Linked DNA regions of Homo sapiens: region 2 is linked to region 1. The links are chromatin contacts, found by Hi-C in ENCODE. All regions are on one chromosome and are shown on one strand. Each heading gives the region's core, a stretch centred on a gene start or an enhancer-like site at or near the end of the contact. The rest is flanking DNA. Distances are from core to core; before and after follow the strand shown. Region 1 holds the start of RETREG1 (reticulophagy regulator 1). Region 2 holds the start of MARCHF6 (membrane associated ring-CH-type finger 6).

The links. A loop is a pair of places that touch in the nucleus more often than their neighbours do. Pooled maps may share reads with other maps.
Region 2: a loop to region 1 is called in a pooled map, with 5 times the contacts of the local background. The contact joins the promoter of MARCHF6 here to the promoter of RETREG1 in region 1. A Hi-C loop is called at or near these places in 7 of 50 pooled maps.

What each region holds. Positions count from the first base shown.
Region 1 is chr5:16,615,678-16,618,415 of GRCh38, reverse strand. It overlaps RETREG1 (reticulophagy regulator 1), which reads left to right and starts at 1,419. Exons shown (of 9, transcript NM_001034850.3): 1 at 1,419-1,764. The coding sequence starts at 1,445. RETREG1-AS1 (RETREG1 antisense RNA 1) reads right to left here and starts at 2,490. Exons shown (of 4, transcript NR_109946.1): 1 at 1,930-2,490. RefSeq lists a silencer at 1,176-1,665.
Region 2 is chr5:10,352,385-10,355,084 of GRCh38, reverse strand. MARCHF6 (membrane associated ring-CH-type finger 6) reads right to left here and starts at 1,390. Exons shown (of 26, transcript NM_005885.4): 1 at 1,168-1,390. The coding sequence starts at 1,186. MARCHF6-DT (MARCHF6 divergent transcript) reads left to right here and starts at 1,028. Exons shown (of 3, transcript NR_183261.1): 1 at 1,028-1,113. RefSeq lists enhancers at 154-725, 1,572-1,831 and silencers at 782-1,251, 1,292-1,431.

The DNA.
Region 1 (2,738 bases), core at 170-2,669:
TATAACTCCTTTGAAGTACAACATACAAGCAGTAAAGTGCAGACACCTGCAGTGAATGTACAGATCAATGGATTCCACGTGTGTATACACAGAGGTTTACAATGGCCACCCAGAGGAGCGTTACAGAACATTCCCCTAGAGACTCCCTTGACGCAGGGAATTTAATTGCCCTCCCTTCCATCCTGTGCAGGCAGGCTGGTTGCCAGTAAAGGGATATGAGATGCCCTGATGCATCCGCAGACAGAACCCTTAGTATGGGGGGGAAGGACCTGTCATTCTAGAGTAAAAGTAAGACCAGGAAGATTAAAGAAGACAAAAATTTAAAAATGCAAATGGTGAAAAGCATAAACAACTATTTTCCTCTCTCCCCACACTCACCCAGAAGCACCGGGGCCAAAGAGAGGGCATGGGAGGTCTCAGGATCCCCTGCCGCCCCACCACTGCCCTGATGCCCGCTTGTGACGCAGAGACCGGAGTGGCTCTGAAATTACTGTCTTCAAAGCAGGCCAAACCTTGCTTGACACGTGCAAAGTTCCAATCTCTTGCTTCTCAGCTCCCCGCACGCGCGGGCCAACGTGCACTTCTGAGCCAGATCACCTAGCCACAAGGAGGGGGAGAGAGGGGGAGATAGGAGGAGAGAGGGGAAGATAGGGGGAGAGACGGGGGAGAGAGAGGGAGAGGCAGAGAGAGAGAGAGAGACAGAGAAGAGAAAGGAAGCACCTGAGACAGAGAGAAAGAAGAGAGAGAAAGGAAGCAGCTTCCCCCAACGCTGCGGCCTTGTGTTTCCTCCCGTGTCAAACGAGAGGGCCCCAAATTGACCCCAAATGTTTTTTCTTCCTTTCTCAATCCAACATTTATACCAGCACGTTATTTCCAGGATGCCCAGGACCTCTGCTATGGTTGTGCTGCTGTCCCTGCAAAGGCGCTGGGGATGGCCGAGGTGGGGGATGTCTCTGGGGGCTGAAATACGCTGCCAGGGGAAGGGGCGCCCCGATACCACCCTCAGTGGCTGCTGGTTGGGCGACCGGTGGCCCTGGCTTGAGAAAGTGAAAATGTCCAATCTATTTTGCCTGGAGCCTTGGGTCTCTTTTGGATACGGAACCGAGCAGCAGTCCTCCACTTCGCCCTCTCCCGCCGCTGCAAGGGAAAAGGTCGTTTTCCTCGAGTCCCGGAGAGGCCCTCCAGGAACCCAGAGCCCCCCGGGGACACCGCCCAGCTCCCGGCGCCCGGCCCCGCCCCTGCGCGAACTCGGCCGCACCCACTTTCCCGGGCGGCTCCCCCTCCGTGGCCTGTGGCGTCACAAGGCCCCCAGCCGCCTGTGCCCCGCGGTGCGCGCCCCGCTCCGGGACCTGCCGCCACCGCCGCCCCGCCCTCGGCGGCACCCACACCCAGGCGCGCCCGCGCGCGCGCCCGGCCCCGTCCCTGTCTGGAAGCACAGCTGAAGATGGCGAGCCCGGCGCCTCCGGAGCACGCCGAGGAGGGATGCCCGGCTCCTGCCGCCGAGGAGCAGGCGCCGCCGTCGCCGCCACCGCCCCAGGCATCCCCCGCAGAGCGGCAGCAGCAGGAGGAGGAAGCGCAGGAAGCTGGGGCGGCGGAGGGCGCGGGGTTGCAGGTGGAGGAGGCCGCGGGCCGGGCGGCGGCCGCGGTAACCTGGCTGCTCGGGGAGCCGGTGCTGTGGCTGGGCTGCCGCGCCGACGAGCTGCTGAGCTGGAAGAGGCCGCTGCGGAGCCTGCTCGGCTTCGTCGCTGCCAACCTGCTGTTCTGGTGAGAGCTTGGGCAAGGTGGGGGCGCTGAGGAGGGCAGGTGACCTTGGGGCGCCCGGGGCCCCGGGGACCCAGTGCAGGGGGAGCCCGCGGGACACTGCGGAGGAAGAATTGTCAGCCCTGCCCCACTTTCTCGGCCACCTGTCTCGAACAGGTAGACACTCACCGCAACTTTCCTCCGGACGCACGTCCCTGTGAGCAGTTGTCGTTCTCCGTGTGCGGATCCAGCCTCAGATGCGAGGTGGTCGGCCGACCCTCAGGCACCTGCACCTACAGGTGTTCCCATCGTGCTTGAAAACTTCGCCCCTGCTTTCTAAAACTCTGAGGTCTTGACCTGCTCGCCCAAGCTTGCCGGAGCAAACGTGCTTGAACGTGTCTTGGTTCTTGCAGCCCCAGCAGGCATATCTGGACCAGATTAGGTACCCGTTCAAAACGGTGCCGCATTCATCAGTCACCTGAGATGGGCCCTGAATGATTTGTTTTTTCCTTCCCCTGGAGCGTTAGGTTTACTGTGTTTACTCCCTGATGAGAAAACGGGAGGCAAACAAGCAGGTGGAGTATGCCCAGCACCCACCCCCGGGTGTGCACAGTGTGGAAAACAGGCATATTTTTAGGTGAAGTACAGGGAGAACACACGGGAATGCTCAGCCCCTGAGCAACAGGTTTGTCTCTCCAAAAAGCGCTCTTCAGAAAGGCCAGGGAAATGTCTGTCTCCTTCGTTGAAAGTGGTGTCCTGTCATCCGTTACCACGCTATTGAGGGCGGAGAAAAACCTTCTTTGTTTGCTAAGTGTCCTCATAACAAACATGACCTACACAGTGCAGAATAATCAGACTCCGGTAACAGATACCTTGTTACAGGACAGAGATTTCTGAACCTTAAAGTTGAGAAATAAATAAATTGCACAAAATAGACAGCCTGTCATTTTCTAGGTTAACTTGAGCAAGATGAATATTTTCCTCAGATCTCTGCTAGT
Region 2 (2,700 bases), core at 141-2,640, 6.3 Mb after region 1:
AACGAAGCCTACATTTCCACATCTATAAAAGATAATACCTACCTATTCCACAGGCTTTTTACGAAGATGGAACGCGAATGTACATCAAGTGCCACATGTTATAGTTGAGGTATTTATTAAAGGCAAGACTTCTTTAAAAAAAAATAAGTCGTTATCAACTCATTACATAGATAATATCAAACTTTTTTCACTCATTATTGCACTCCATGACGGCGTTTGATAATTCATTTTCGTTTAAAATCGCCAAAATCGCAACCCATAAGGTTGAAAGACGCTCATACCCCCATAAATATACCTAAAGTAGAAAAGCATTTGCACGATAACCGGAACATCAAAAAAAGCAAAATTTAGTAATTTCCTCTATAAACTCACCACTCATTTAAAAACACAGCTGGTTAAAAATAATCTACTACCTTCAGTGGGTAAGAAAATGCGTTTGAAGAGACATAAGGTGTGGACGTTTATATCTTAAGTATTCATTTTACAAGGGTCAGTTTGTTCAATGTAACCGTATCCAAAACACAAGCAATCGCAAAACAAAACAAACAGAACCCTGCTTATAGGTGTCAAGGATTTAAAACCAAATGGATCGCAACAAAAGAGCCTCCCCGTTTAGTAAACAGATTCTCGAGCGGCAGGCAAGCCGAGGACCAGGCTTTTCAACAGGGGTCAGCTCACTCCACTCGGCCGTCATCTGGCGGGGTATTTTTCGCGAAGTTTCAAAGTCAACAAAGAAGTTCTGTCGCGAGGGGGTAGGGCCTGGCGAGCAATAGGCAGAAGGACGTAAAGAAAGACAAAACCCAGTGGGGGAAGGGTGCGGAAAACGCCCCCGGACGGCAGCGACAGAGGCCCCCTTTTCTGGGCCAGCGCGCGACGGCGGGGACAAGGGAGGCCACGCCGGCCTGCAGTAGCCCCGAGGCCCCGACCCCGGCCCCGGCCCCTGCCCGGCAGGGTCCCCGCCCCCCTCGGCGGCGCGGGCGGGAAACGGCGGGGGGCGCGCAGAGGGTCACCTTCCGCTCCCCGGCCCAGAGGCCCAGCGGGTGGACAAACGGCCCAGGCGTCCGCCCCGCCGCGATCCAGCAGCCCACCTCGAGCGCCGCGGACCTGGCCGGGGTACGAACCCGGGCGCCGACGCAAGGGCTCGGGCGCCGCGCGTCGCCGACTTACCTTCCTCCGCGGTGTCCATCTTGTCTGGGGGGGCGGCGGTGACGCAGCCACGAGGCTCCCGCGGCCGGGCGGGGAAAGAGGGAGGGGAGAGGAGGAGGGAGCCGGGCCCGGGCAGGTGCGTACGCTCAGGTGCGAGAGAGGAAGCGAGAGGAAGGAGAGGGGAGAGGGAGAGGGAGAGAGGCTGACAGAAAGCGAGCGACACGGGAGGGGGAGGGGCGGGAACACCTAGGGGCGAGGCCTGGGCGGGGCGCCGAGGCGGAAGGGGCGGGAGCTCCCCAACGACAGGCGCTGTCACTTCCGGCGGCCGCGGCGTGCACTGTCGGTCGGCGGCTAAGGAGGGGAGGCACCTGCATCTGGGGCGCGGCGAATCCTCGCGTGCGCCAGGCCGCCTGGGGTAGTCGCCGAGACTGCGCCGGCCAGCGGGGCCGAAACCTAATCAGGAGCTGAGCTTTGATGGCGGCTTCTGGAGGGACAAAGAAGGCGCAGAGCGGTGGGAGGAGGCTGCGAGAACCTAGCTCCCGCCCCAGCCGACGTGCGAGACAAAGGCCCCGGCGCGGGGCTCTTCGGAAGGCCGGGAGGTTCCTGTGACAATGCGAGTCTGCGCCCCACGCTCCCGCACCGTGATGCCGAGGCCAAATGGCTAGAGTGGGCCCAGGCATCAGCATTTCTGTTTGGCAGCCGGGCAGTTGTGGTGCACGTTTTGAGGAACTACTAAAGCCTGCCTGTGATGAAAAAGGCAAAAGCTGACTTCACCAAAATTACTCCCAGGGAGACTTCTGCATTTGGCTGGAAGGACATTTGAGTAAACCGCTGAGGCTGGTGGTTGAAACATAATCCTCTAAGGGAGATCGGTTCCGATACCCTGAGTTAGGGACGCTTGCCTGGGCAGAGCTAAGGGGAGAATGATCAAAAGCCAAGCTCTGTCCCCGTCAGCACGTCACCCTCCCTCACTGTAATCCCTGACTGTTTTCTCTAAATGAAGAATTATTTAGAGAATATAAATTAGAAGGGCCGCCACGTCAGAATTGCCTGAGTGGGAGCAGTCTTTCCAGCCTCGAAAAATGTTTAAACAATATGCAGATGACCTAGCACAAATAAAGAATGCTAGCAACCGCTGTTATGTGTGAGCGGTGGAATTGGGAGGGCTCTTCCCCCAATCTTCATCAAACAGAGTAAGGTTTAGAATAAAAATAATGAAATACAGTCTTTCAAAAAGAGCAGCGCTTGACTAATGTTACTGATGTCACTCATGTTACTCAAGGGAGGAAAGAACTCAAACTCTACATAATAATACCCACTGATTTCAAGGGCTGGCACGGAGAATTAAGCAGACCGCCATTCTTTATATTTGTTTTTTTGTTGTTGTTTGCTTATGATTTTTTTCTTTCTTTTTTTTTTTTTTTTTTTGAGAAGGGGTCTCGCACTGTCACCCAGGCAGGAATGCAGTGGCGCGATAATGGCTCACTGCAATCTCACTATATTGACCAGTATGATTTTCAACTCCTGTCTTTAAGCGATCCTCACGCTTCGGCC